Regions from separate parts of the Mus musculus genome. Here region 2 is linked to region 1. Evidence: chromatin contacts called from ENCODE POLR2A ChIA-PET data. All regions are on one chromosome and are shown on one strand. The core of a region is the stretch at or near the end of the contact, and the rest is flanking DNA. Distances in the headings are between cores, read along the strand shown. Region 1 has its middle 41 kb from the start of Gm44851. Region 2 overlaps Crtc3 (CREB regulated transcription coactivator 3).

Evidence for each region. ChIA-PET counts read pairs that join two places held with the same protein, here RNA polymerase II (POLR2A).
Region 2: POLR2A ChIA-PET joins it to region 1 with 12 read pairs in Patski. The contact joins two enhancer-like sites. POLR2A ChIA-PET finds 5 or more read pairs at or near these places in 2 of 5 experiments (Patski and embryonic stem cell).

Annotation. Positions count from the first base shown.
Region 1 is chr7:80,442,258-80,449,004 of GRCm38, forward strand. No RefSeq gene overlaps it. Among named protein-coding and RNA genes, the nearest start is that of Gm44851, 41 kb to the left of the region's middle. RefSeq lists an enhancer at 2,811-4,243. Within about 2 kb of position 3,399, at least 1 of the 3 ENCODE cell types and tissues checked has a DNase peak (open chromatin) inside an H3K27ac peak, as active enhancers do.
Region 2 is chr7:80,637,942-80,644,688 of GRCm38, forward strand. The region is part of intron 2 of Crtc3 (CREB regulated transcription coactivator 3); the gene reads right to left. It overlaps Gm15880 (predicted gene 15880), which reads left to right. Exons shown (of 5, transcript NR_040343.1): 3 at 809-1,019; 4 at 1,621-1,707; 5 at 4,028-6,443. Among named protein-coding and RNA genes, the nearest start is that of Gm15880, 5.3 kb to the left of the region's middle. Within about 2 kb of position 3,715, at least 1 of the 3 ENCODE cell types and tissues checked has a DNase peak (open chromatin) inside an H3K27ac peak, as active enhancers do.

The DNA of each region.
Region 1 (6,747 bases), core at 2,149-4,648:
AGGATTAGCAAGCAGTTTAAGCCTAGCCTGAGCTATATAGCAAGACTTTGCTCTAACTGCTAGCAGAGCTGGCCTGGACTGAGGCACCCCTGGCTGGAGCCACATGCTGCCTTCCTGTTATCCCTTCAATACCCTGTTCCCCATGCTGACCCTGCCCAGCCAGGACAGTGTCCACTCTCAACCAGTACTGTCTTGTGTCCTTGGAAACAGGCCCTGGGGCATTTCAACCGAGGCTGTCTTCTGGGATTTTATGGGTTCCTTCTCCCTGTGATCTGTTGCTCATTTTGTCAAGTATGGGCAGGAGTCTGAGCTCCCCCCTTCAGCCTGCCTCTCCAGTCTCAACCCCCTACAGTACACCAGGGCTTCACTTCCCTCCAGCTTCGTGTTATGGGAGTCTGGGCTGGATGGTGGCCTCATGCAGGTGATGGAGGCGTTCAGGCCTGGGGCTGAGGGCTGGTGACTTACGTCCAAGGTATTTGCCTTCTAGTCAATAAAGGCATGCAACTGCTTATTGTAACTGCTTATGTAAGTCCTTACGGCATCTAGTCTGCAACAGCCTTGGAATGCCCAGGCGGGTGGGCAGATTGGATCAATCCCCCGTTCTATTGAGGAGGCCTCTGAGGCCCTGAGATGGGAAGTGACTTGTCTCCGGTCACAGAGCCAGTCTCACACAAGCAGGGTTAAAGAGTTAAAAATGTAGACGCCAGGTCTATGGCCTAGAACCTGGGTGGTCCACCTCAGTGGGCAGAAAGGCCTTTGTCTAAGCCACCAGGAGGCCCCTGCCCATTTCTGGGCCTCAGAGAGGAAATGGTTCTTCTTTTGTTGTAAATGTCATCTAGGGAAGATGGCCAAATTAGCCCTCCTGGGAGGTGAGTGGCCACCTTGTCCTGGCCCCTGCTCCAACCACAGCTGCCCCAGCAGGACTCCCAGCTAAGGGCTTGGTGCAGACCTTGGCCCAAGCAGCTGCGTGGGTGGCCCAGGTGTGTAAGCGGCACAGAGAAGGTAGACAGTCTGGACTGTCTGGAGAGTGACAGGTTGGTTCTGGGAGGGTCCAATATCTGCCCGGGCTAGAAGCTACTGGGCCATGACTGGGTGGCAGAGCTGGGCAGAGCAGTTGGGCCAAGGTGTCCTGGGTACTATCAGCTCTTGGCTCTGTCCTCATTCTGTCCTACCTAAAGGTGACCTGATGGTGACAAATGAAAGCCCTGCCAGTTCTGACCACCTCTCACTCACACTTAAACACACACACACACACACACACACACACACACACACACACACACAGAGAGAGAGAGAGAGAGAGAGAGAGAGAGAGAGAGAGGGAGCTGCTCAGAGGCCTCAGCTCTAAGAGGGGAGAGCGATCAGCACCTTCAGGCCCCAGCTGTGGGATGTGAGAGCCTGAGGAGGGAGGAGGGAATCCAGGACAAAGACAAGAGAGGGCGGGGCTCAAAGTGGATCTGCCCCACAGGATGACCAACCTCACACTGAAGTTTAGTAGACAGGAAGGGAAGTCAGTCTTTTTTACCAAAAACAAACAAACAAACAAACAAACAAACAAACAAACAAACAAAGGCTCACAGGAGCCCGGCTGTGGTGGCTCATGCCTTTCATCTCAGCAGGTTGATCCCTATGAGTTCCTGGCTAGCCAAGTAGTGGAGACCCTGTCTCAAAATACCCCTTCCCCTCAAACAAAAACCAAACCAAACCAAAAAACTCCCCCCCAAAAACAAACAAAAAGGCCGCCACGGGAATGTCACATTTATGATGCTTGAAACATCCCCACCTTGTCAGAATTTTTGTCTAAGTAAAGGCTTTGCCACAGGATCCCACCCCTTACCTTATTTATTTATTTATTTATTTAACATTAAGACAGCCTCAAAGACCATAAGACCAGACCCCAACCAGTGGAGAAAAGGCACAGTGCCCTTACGCTGTGACTAAGCCCTATGGCACATGCCATCTGAATAGTGCTCCTCACTGTACCATTCTGTAAACGCCAAAGTTGCCTTGCCAACTCTTGCTTCCCGTGAGTGCCTCCCACCAGTGCAGTCTTTGGACTCCAGACGTTATTTCCTGCAATCCCGAAGCTGCAAAGCCATTGCTTTCTGGACCATTTCTGGTCTTTGTCTGCTAAGTTCTCCCTCTTCTTTATGTACCCCGTTTCTGTCTTCCAGGGCCATGGCTTGCAACCATGGATTGGCATCACCTGTCCTTGTATAGCACTGTCCAAAGTGGGTTGCTAACAGTGTCCCTCCGTGTACGTGGAGCCCGTCAGCCACAAGCTCAGCTCCAGCTGTGCAGTGCTCCAGCTGTGCAGTGCTCCGCCGCTCCAGGAAGCTGCAGTAGCACATCTGGACAGTGCAGGCTTGGGGCGGGAGAGGGCCGTGTGCTGGCTGTGGCTGTGGTTCTGGGCTCCCATCAGGCCCAGAAACCCAGGGAGGAAGTGCAGTGTCTGCTTTGTTCTCAGGGGGAGTTGGCCTTGAAGGTACTACTCACAGGCCTGGGTTTCTGGGTTCTTCAGTGCAGCCAGCCATAATGGAGGCAGGACAGGCAGTCATTACCTCTTTTGGAATTCCATCTTCAAGAGAGGAAGCTGAGGCAAGCGAGGCAGAGCGCTCAGGGAGCAAAGCAGATAAGAAGGCGCCTGACTCTGGCTGGCCCACCACTCCTCGCTGTGAATGTCTGAGCGAGGACTGTATGGTGCCTCTTCCTCCCCTGGCCCACTGCCCGGTGCCACACTGAATATGTCCTCGACAGTCTTTGATGAGGCAGATCCTCACTTCCTAGGCTTATCTCCACACCAGACTCTGGGGCAGCTCGAGTCACGAATGTTATAACACACCACTGCCCAGGGCTTCCCTCCCAGTGTGCTCTCCTGCTGTGGGGAAGAGCCTAGCCACCAAGGAAGGATCAGCCTGCTGGCTTCAGACAGGTAGGTATGTCCCTGCAAGTGAGCTAGCCAGACCTTCAGTTACTTCACCTGTTGGTGACACTGGTCCCTTTGACAGCTATGGTCTCAACCCCAGAAATTTGCTCACATTATCTTGGCAGGCTCAGAGCAATCTTCGTTACAAGGTATGCGGTTGTGATCTCTCGGAGGCACAGATAAGTTAAGCAATGTACTCAAGCTCACACAGTAAATGGTAAACTTGGCTTTCGACCCTAAGAAACCTAAGCCCACTTAACACTCATCTCCACTGAAAGAACTGGTAGGAGAGCCTGGGCCACGAGTTGTGTGTTCCTAGACAGGGTGACTTGGTCCTGCCAGGCCTTAAGCAGAGAACTCTAAGCAAATATCACACCCCGTGTTCTGTAGAAAGCCTCTGTTTCCTGTTGGTGCCTGCAGCCCCTGAAGAGCCCTCAGCAAACCTTATCATGAAGCAGCATTTGCCTAGCCCAGCGGGGAGACAGCTCCGCTCCCGGGCGGGCGGATCTGGCTGATGACTGCCCTTATTTGACCCCACAGGCTGGCAAGGCCTGGGGAATGTCAGCTCACACTTGCCTCCACAGCTTTCAAGAAGTTTCCTTTGCTTCCAGTACACTCAGCAAAGTGCATGCTGGGAGTGGCAGATCTGTTCCTTGTCACCAATCTCTTTAAGATGTACTTTGTGGGGAGCTGGGGGCAGAGAGCTCAGCAACCAAGCGCCAGCTTCACATGTGTAAGGCTCTGACTTTCATACAAAGCACCACTAAGAGAGGGGGGGGGGAAAAAAAAAGATGTGCTCTGTGCTGCCTTTCGTGCCTGTAATCCCACCACGTGGGAGGTTAAGGGAGGATGTCTACAAATTCAAAGCCAGCCTGGCCTACATGGTGAGTTCAGGGCTAGATAGGACTGCAGAGTGAGATGCTGCCTAAACGAACAAAACAAAACAAAACAGGCTGGGATGTAGCTCAACTGTTAGTATTTGTCTAGCATGCATAAAGCCCCGAGTTCCAGGCGCCCAGCACCACACAAAGCTGGCCACCGGCAAAGGCGTGGTAGGCTCCTGCTGGAGAGGTGGAGACAGGAGGAGTAGGAACTTGCTGTTTCTGGCTACTTTGGCAAGTTCAAGGCCAGCTTAAGATAGGTAAGACTCTCAAGTGTCCCCCACCCCCTACCCCGAAGCTGTACTTCAGAGTTGAAAGGGCTAAGAGCTCCCTCTGTCTCCTTTGTGAGGAGCATGTGTTTGTGAAGTCACGTGTGTGCAAGGATGTTCCACTCCATGGTCAGTACTCTGTGTGCCACTGGACAGGCATTTCAACACTGAAGATGCAGGTGACAGTTATCACGGAGTATAAAGTCCTTTGTTGCTGTTTGTTTTGAGAGGTTTCGCTTTGTAGCACAGGCTGTCCTGGTACTCACAACACACAGCAACTCCAGACTGGCTTTGAGCTCACAGGCAAACCTCCTGTCTCAGCTTCTCAAGTGCTTGGATTCCAGATGTGAGTCACCGAATTGGTGAAAGTCTTTTTTTTTTTTTTTTTTTTTTTTTTGTAGCTCTGAAACCAAAGACAAAAGAGGAGGGGCCAGGTCTAATAGTATACACCTTAGCCACAGGCTTGGGAGACTAAGGCAGGAATATCACTTGAGCCTGCCAACTAGAGGCCAGCCTGAGCTACAAAGGAGAGAGAATGTCTTGCCCAAGTTCAGGAAGGTACAACCTCAGCAGCTGTCCATATTCACCCCAGGGCTGATTCATCCAAAGACAGGATTTGAACTCCCATCCTCCCCATGGCCCTGAGGGCCTCACAAAGCCCCTTCCCCCACGTGTAAGTACACCACAGGTGCATAAGATAGAAAAGGGAGCTGAAAGCAGATGCTGGGGACTGTATAAAACTAAGCACACGATACCGAATGGAGCTTCAGGTCAGTAAATGGGGGGCTGGCTAACTACATGACATCAACTGTATGAATATGAGGTCAACCAGAAGAAACTTTGCCTTTGTCTTGGAAGGGAGGTTGGCACCAGGCCACAGTGGCTTGGCCTATCACTTCCATGGGCTACGAGATGCCATGGTCCATAGACTCGAGGCCCTGTCCCTATCCTCCTATCTTATTCTCCCATGAGGAAAGTCTAGGTAAATGCCACCACATCTGTCTTCCTCATAGCCCACATGCACTCCCATGGCTACCTCTTTGCCCCACTCATCCGCCCATCCATTCATCCATCCATCCTCCCACTCATCCTCCCACATGCCCCTCACTGACTGATTCTCCCCATTCGCTCATTACCCAACCCCATTCATGATCCATCCATCTACCTACCGACCCCGCCCTCAGCTCCTTACATCCACCTGCCTATCAAGCAAGCACCATGCACCATGCACTTATCTACCCATTCTCAGGCACTGGGTAGAACCTAGATCTACAAGCAGAGGGAGACGCCTGCAAAGCAGTAGAGCCAGTGACAGAACCTGCCTTTTATTTGGGGGGCGGGAGGAAGGGCGTCTGCTGCCGTTTGTTTTATATATATATGGAAATACCTGAGAACAAGTTACTTATAAAGAAAAAGTTTAATTAGCTCAACACTGTAAAGGCAGTGACGTCTGTGATTTGAACTCAGGGCAGAAAGTGAAATTTCAACGGGGCAAACACGCTCTATGATAATGCACTGTGAGGTCACTGACATGGGACAAACACGCTCTATGATAATGCACTGTGAGGTCACTGACATGGGACAAACACGCTCTATGATAATGCACTGTGAGGTCACTGACATGGGACAAACACGCTCTATGATAATGCACTGTGAGGTCACTGACATGGGACAAACACGCTCTATGATAATGCACTGTGAGGTCACTGACATGGAACAAACACGCTCTATGATAATGCACTGTGAGGTCACTGACATGGGACAAACACGCTCTATGATAATGCACTGTGAGGTCACTGACATGGAACAAACACGCTCTATGATAATGCACTGTGAGGTCACTGACATGGAACAAACACGCTCTATGATAATGCACTGTGAGGTCACTGACATGGGACAAACACGCTCTATGATAATGCACTGTGTGGTCACTGACTAGGTGGTTGGTTTTTTTTTTTTAATTTATTTTTTTATTTTTATTTTTTTTGTCAACTTGATACAACCTAGAGTCATCTGGGAAGAGGGAACCTTAATTGAGGGAGCACCTAGAGGCAGGCCTGTGGGGCATTTTTTAAATTCATCATTGTTGTGAGAGAGCCCCAGCCCCCGAGGGTGGAGCCACCCCTGAACAGGTCAGTCATGGGTGGGATAGGAAGGCAGGCTGAGCAAGCCATCAACAGAGCCAGTGAGCAGCACTCCTCCACGGTCTCTGCTTCAGTTCCTGCCTGGAATCCCTGCCCTGCCTTCCTCAGCAATGGAAGAGGGATGGACTGTAAGTCCTAAGATGTAATAAACTTTTTCCTTTCCAGGTTGCTTTTGGTCATAGTCTTTATCACAGCGACAGAAAGCAAACTAGGACATTAACAAAGCCATAAAGAGAGGCAGGCAAGGCCGGGCGTGGTGGCGCACACCTTTAATCCCGGCACTAGGGAGGCAGAGGCAGGCGGATTTCTGAGTTTGAGGCCAGCCTGGTCTACAGAGTGAGTTCCAGGACAGCCAGGGCTACACAGAGAAACCCTGTCTCGAAAAAAACCAAAAACCAAAGACCAAAAACCAAAGCCATAGAGAATTAGCCCACAGGGAAAGTCTTCGTCCCTCTTTAAGGCCTCACCATCACTGACCACGATGGACCATGATGACACTAACATTTCTGGCACGCCTCTGCATTTTG
Region 2 (6,747 bases), core at 2,465-4,964, 200 kb after region 1:
CAAAATGGATGGAGATACAATTCAGTGGTAGACCGTTGGCCCAGAATGCACAAGGTCCTAAGTTCAATGCCAAGCAAAGGGGGAAAAAAACAAAAATTAAACCTTGGAAGATACTGAAACTAGTTATCAGTATATACAGTTGGCTACACAAAGAACACTTGCCTTGCCCTCACCAGTATGTATATTGTTATGCTTTGTTTCCTTTCTTCTTTATCTATTGCCACCTTATTTTACTATCGATAGATAACCTGTTTATTTGTCTATGGACACCACTGCAGTATGAGTGTGGAGGGCAGAGGACAACTTGTGGGAACAGGTTCTCTCCTGCCCCGTGGGCTCGTGGGATGGAACTCAGGTCGTCAGATCTGGCAGGAAGCCCCTTTACTCACTGAGCCACCTCCCTGGCCCAGTACTGACTCAAAATAAGGATATGCAGCTGATGGGCAGGGCAGTCGCCGAGCACGGTGGGTTTGATCCCATCACTGGGAAAACAATGAACAAAGAACAAACAAGTCTTTACTTTCACAAAGGAAGTAGTAAAGTCCAAGAAAACGTGTGTCGGGAAAGAATACAGTCTGGAACAGTCAGCTAATGTAGCACATGATCATTCTAAATACAGATATTGGGCTAAATAAAACCCTGTAACCCTCGCATCCTGTTTTGGTTTAAGAGCATCGGATACTGTCCTCGCCCGGCTGCTTGCTTGTGATTCGTGAGACACACAAGTCACTACAACTTGTGATGACTGTTTAGGGCAGCCAACCCACACGCAAAGCACCCTTACCATCAGCTATCTTGCCTCCTCCAGGGCCCATGGACATGAGGATATACTATATCCTCAGAGTGCGGTCCTCTGTTAAACAGCTTCTAGCCCAGCTGCAGTGTCCTCAAAGCAGTCCCTGTCTCCGGAGGGCATCTGCTCAGATGACAGGCTGCTAAAGATTTACAGTCAGTTGTCCCCACGAGGAACCAAGCTACCCAGAGAGAACAGGTCTGGAGAACCAGATTCTTTTGGGAATGTAAGTTTCTGTTTTAATTTTTTTTTCCCCTTCCTTCTTTCCTCCTTCCCTCTTTCCTGAATTCTCCATTTAACCAAAACTGGATCTGGTTGCTTACTTATAGCTGAGTTAAATTGGTTTGAAATCTTTGCCAAATAGGCAAACGTGTAGGACCTGGACGGAGTTGCCTCCTATCTGAAGCCCCGGCTTCTGCCTCCACGTGGAAGGGAGAACCGAGCCCAGTACAACTGGCTTCACTTGTCACACAGTCCAGCCCACAGACTTTAGGAGCTCCTGAGCCACCGTAAGGAAAGCTGACAAGTGACCCTTCACTGACTTCTCACAGGCTCACTAGCAGTGACCGTCCAGACCACAGAACAGTGGTGTATAAGGCCCCCAGTCTGGGTTGAAACATCTAGCACCCAGGGATTTTCATGAGGGAAAGCTGAGTGCTGACGCGGTGTCCTCCCTAACACAGCCCTCGGGGGGCAGACCATCTACTTTGCTTGCTACACTGAAAATGGGTACAGAGAAATGGCGGAGAGTGGAGCTGGTATATTTGTGGAACTTCAATGTCTTTGTTTATATAATGAGCTGTTTTCCTTTCTCTTCTTTGTGACAGTGGGGACACCAGGGTCTCAGTACAAGTTTTAGGCAAGGACTCTGCCCCTGAACTTTATTCCCTCATCCAGGATCTGAATGCTCTGAGGTGATTTTATTATTATTATTTCATCTGATGCTTCAAGTGAAAGTCACAATCAGCATGGAACGAAGAACATGATGTGTGCTAACCCTTGTAACGTATATAAAGTATGCTAACCCTTGTGACATATATAAAGTGTGCTATAACCCTTGTGACTTATATAAAGTGTGCTAACCTGTGTGACATATATAAAGTGTGCTAACCTGTGTGACATATATAAAGTGCGCTAATCCGTGCAACCATTTCACCATTTGTTCCAACACTGGAATGAAATGAGGAAGCTAGAACCCTGTCCCCCACTTTGACTTTCTGTGTTTCTTACTTCTGCTTACTTGGGGGAATATTTGAGGTTTTATAGTTTCTGGGAATCATTTGTAATAGTGATGGGGTGACAAGCTGACGCACTGACTGTCACTGGTTTGTGTCATAGCTGGGCTGTGGAGAGAGCCAGGGTGAGTGTCAGCTTAATGAGGATGCTAACCTTGGCTTGCTCTTCTTTCTGGGGCTATAAGCCAACCTTAAAGCCCATTCGCTGAAGCTGAAGCTGAAGCAGAGGACCAGGTGCAGCAGATGGCATGCACACCTCCTCCCTGACCCAGGGATGCAGAAATGCTTCCCGGAGGATGCTGGTCCCAGTAGGCAGAGTCAAATAAAGGCAAAGTTCTCTCAGACTAAAAGCAAGGGTTTGTTTCTTAGCTGCTGAACAGACAAGTCAGGGGCACTTAGGGTCAAGAGTAACTGGGAAAATCCTGGTCCACAGCTGGGAAGACAGCTCAGGCGGTAAAGTGCAGGCCTGGCATGTACAAAGCTTGGTTCCATCTCAGCACCCCGTAACAGGGCATGGTGGTCACACAGCTGTACTCCCAGCACACAGAGGTAGGAGGTGGACCCCAAAACAGTTCAAGGTCATCCTCAATTGCACAGCAAACTGAAGGCAGTCTGAGCTACACGAGACACTGTTTCAAAAAGAAAATAAGTATTTATTCACACTCTCAACAAATGAAAAATATAAAGATTGAGAGTGTGAGACACCGCTGATCCCATTTCCCCTTCTTGCTTCCTGATAGACAGCCAGGGTAATGGCTGCATGAGCCCTTCAATGAACGACTGTGTAAGCACAGCAAGTGGGAGCGGACCTTACTTCTACTCTTCTCTTTTAGCACGGATAGTAACATGGTATACATTACAGCTGGCTATAATGTATATGGACTGATGCAGCTGTGTGTGCATGTGAGGAGGCACCTCTGGTCCATTACCGCTCTTTTCTGAAAGACTTTCTCACTGCTCTGGAACTTGCTAAGCAGACTGGCCAGTGACTCCAGCTCTTCAGGGCCCAGATTACAAGCACAGCACACCTGGCTTTTATGAGTGTTCCGGGGATTGAACCCACGTCTTCCTGGGTTTACTGAATTACTCCAACCCACTTTTTATTTTTTAATTTTTTTTTCAATACTAGGGATTAAACTCAGGGTCCTGCTACTGAGCTGAGTCCATGTCCTCAGCAATTGCTTTTTAATGTTACTTTTTTAAAAATAGGTATTTACTTTTATGTGAAGGTAGGACAGGGTAGTGTGGAGGGCAGCACACATGCCACAGCCCACGTGTAGTGGTCAGAGCACTTTCAGGACTCAGGTCTCTCCTTCCACCATGCGTGTTCTGCTGACTGAACTCAATCATCAGGCATGGCAGCAATCCTTTAACAGCTGGGCTACCTTGTTGGTCTTGCTCTTTAAACATTCTCACTCTTTCACTAAATCCCTGGGCTGATTCCACCTTCAGTTTTGTTTACAGCTGCTCCTCCTCCTGTCTTCTTTTTTCTTCAGTAATCCTTCTGCTCCAGCCTCTGGAGAGCTGGGACTGCGACACTGTTTCTTTGCTATCTTTCACTTGTCCATATCCTCAGTGGGGTAGTTTCCCCCACAGACCACGGTTTCTCTAAGCCCTTGACAGGGCCAGGATCTCACCCCCCACCCCCCCACACACACACTTCTTCCTCTTTCTCCTCTATTGGCTCTTCCCATGAGCACATGAGCCCAGCCAAGGAAGGCTCTCACGCGTGAAGCTGGGGGAGGGGCAGGACAGAAGGATTCACCATTCTCCCTCCAAGCAGTCTGAGCAGCCACACCTCCTCAGTACCCTGCTCAGCTCTCAACTCCCAGCCCTGTCCACTCCACTGAAACTCCCAGGGCACCACAGCCTTTCCTTGTCACTAAATACAAATGGACTTTTCAGTACCTAAGTCACTGATATCTCAAGTATCTGAAACTGGGATTATGTGTAATATTTTAGAACCTGTTCCATGATTCCATGATTCCTGTCTCTGCAGACTTCTGAACACAAGAGCCATCCTTCAAATGCTAACTTCTCCAGGAAGTGGTCAGTCACACACTCTACCAACAGCCCAGATCTCTCCAGAGCTGCCGACTGCAGTCAACGCCCCAAGGGCTGGGTGCCTGGCACTTCAGTGGAGGTCACTGTGCGCCACCCTCTCACCTGGCACTAACTTGTCACTTTGCACTTCCTCAGGCACTGGCCCCATGGGGCTGCCTAAGCCCAGTGTTTGGGGCCCCCCTTGAGCACTTTCCCTTTCCCCTCTCCCCCTGGGCCATACGCGATGCTGGTTATGGTGTCCCCGATGACCCCGTGTCTCCCACACCCTTCCTCCTTAACTCCATCCACTTTCCCCTCCGTATCTGAAAAAGCCTTGGGATTTGCTGTTTTATTTTTGATTGTTTTGAGTCAAAGTCCCACTTGTGTAGCCCAGGCTGGTCTGAAACTTACCGGATCCACATGGTGTGACACCATGGTGAGCTATAACAGACTTTTGGTCTTTATTCTTGTCACCTCTACATTGCTTCCACACTGCAGTCAGAAGAAGCCCCTGAAACATGAGTCTAATGGCACTGCTTAGCAGTGCAAACGTTATTAACAACACTGCTTTTAAAAATACTTTTGTCTTGGTTACTTTTCTCTTGCTGTGATAAGACACCAAGACCAAGGCAACTTAAGAAGACAGCGTTTACTGGTGGTTCAGTTTCAGAGGGCTCGGTTCCACGCCCATCTTGGCCAGGAGCACGGCAGCAGGCAGACAGGCCTGGTGCTAGATCAGTAACTAAGAGTATATTTAGAGCCACAGTAGGAGGCAGAGAGTTAAGTGTAAATTGTCTGGGCTCTTGGAACCTCCAAGTCTGCCCCTATTGGCAAATGTCCTTAAACAAAACCATGCCATCTAATCCTTCTCTCCAACTGCTCCAATAACTGGGGACCCAGGATTCAAATACATCAGCCTATGGGGGCCATTCTCATTCAAACCTCTAAAACCCCAAATGAGCCTAAAATAAAAATAAGATAAACTTAAAAACCATCGTGGAAATAAACATTCAATAGCCTGGGGGTGGGAGCTAGGGACTGAAAAGCCACATGAAAATAAATCAATATGTATAAGTGTAATATAAACCTATAGTAATTAGTCAAACAGTGTGGCACTGGTACAGGGGTAGACACATCAACGAAGAGGAAGCCAGGGGTGGCCCATGCCTGCAACTCAAGCACTGCACCACTGTGCGACAGTCCCACACCCCACATGTTTTTAAATTTGCATGAAAAAAAATCCCATCATAAAAATCTAATAAATAGCAAACTGTGAAAATACTTGCAACTCAAATCACAGAAAACTGGCCACATTTTCTAAAACATAACAACTCAACCACCAAAATTAAGGGTAAAAGATGTGTCGTGCAGCTAAAGATAGTACAAAACCACAGGCGGGGGTTGGGGGGGAGGTGCATTTATAAAAGAAAAGCGAATGAAAACTACACAGAAGATCTGGAGAGATGGCTCAGAGGGCAAAGCACAAGAGATCAGATCCCCAGCGCCTACGTGCAATGCTGGCATGATGTAGGCATCTGCAGCCCCAACTCTCAGGAAATCACACAGGGGGATCCCTGACATCTGCTGGCTAGCCAGCCTAGCACTCTAGAGAGAAAGAGCCTGCCTCAAAACACACACACACACACACACACACACACACACACACACACACACACACACACACAGGCAAATGAACAAAACCAGAGGGGCTGGCAAGGTGGCTCAGTGGGCTAGGGGGCCTGGTATACGCAGCTGCAAATAACCAAAGACCCTGCCTCAAACACGGTAAGGACTGATCTCCAAGGCTGTCTCCGACCTCACCCTGTTATACAGTACACACTGGTGTACCTGTACTCACATACTTGAACACATATGCACGTACACAATACACACACATACAAGTGCATGTTTCAAAAAAAAAAAGATTTTTAAAAAACACAAGGTTGATGGCTCCTGAGAAACCACACCTACGGGTGACCTTAGGCTTCCATGCAACTGTGCACCTGCACACACTTAGCATCGCTACACACAAGCATCTCTCTCTCTCTCTCTCTCTCTCTCTCTCTCTCTCTCTCTCTCTCTCTCTCATGGACACACATCCTACATACAGGCATTTTACAAGCTTAAGAAAGATTAGCAAAGATCACAAATTTTGGCGAAACCTTGGGCCTGATTTGGGTAGCCAGGCTCTCTGACAGAACAGACATGGGTATAAACTGGTAGACATTCTAGAGAGGATGACCTGACAAAATACAACGTAAAATTACAACTGTTCCAGAAACTCGCTTCTAGAAAGTGTTCTTGCAGCTATACCTGTCTGTATAAAACTGTATGTGTATAATAAAATAAATTGTGCGATGTTCATGTAATAGAAGACTGTGTTTTGGTTTGTTTTGATTTGATTTGTTTTAAAGAGGGGCTGTGGAGATGGCTCAGTGGGTAAAGTGTTTGCCACTTGAGCATAAGAACCTGATTTGGATCCCCAGTGAGAGACTCTGCCTTAAAAAATAACGTAGGCTGAGCTGTGGAGGTGGCTCACCAGGCTGCACAAGTATGAAGAACTGAGTTCAAAGCCCCAGAACCTCCATGAAACTGGACATGGTATCAAGCATCTGTGAGCCCAGTGTTCCTACAGCAACATGGCAGGGTGGGGCACAAGAGGATCCCTAGGGGCCA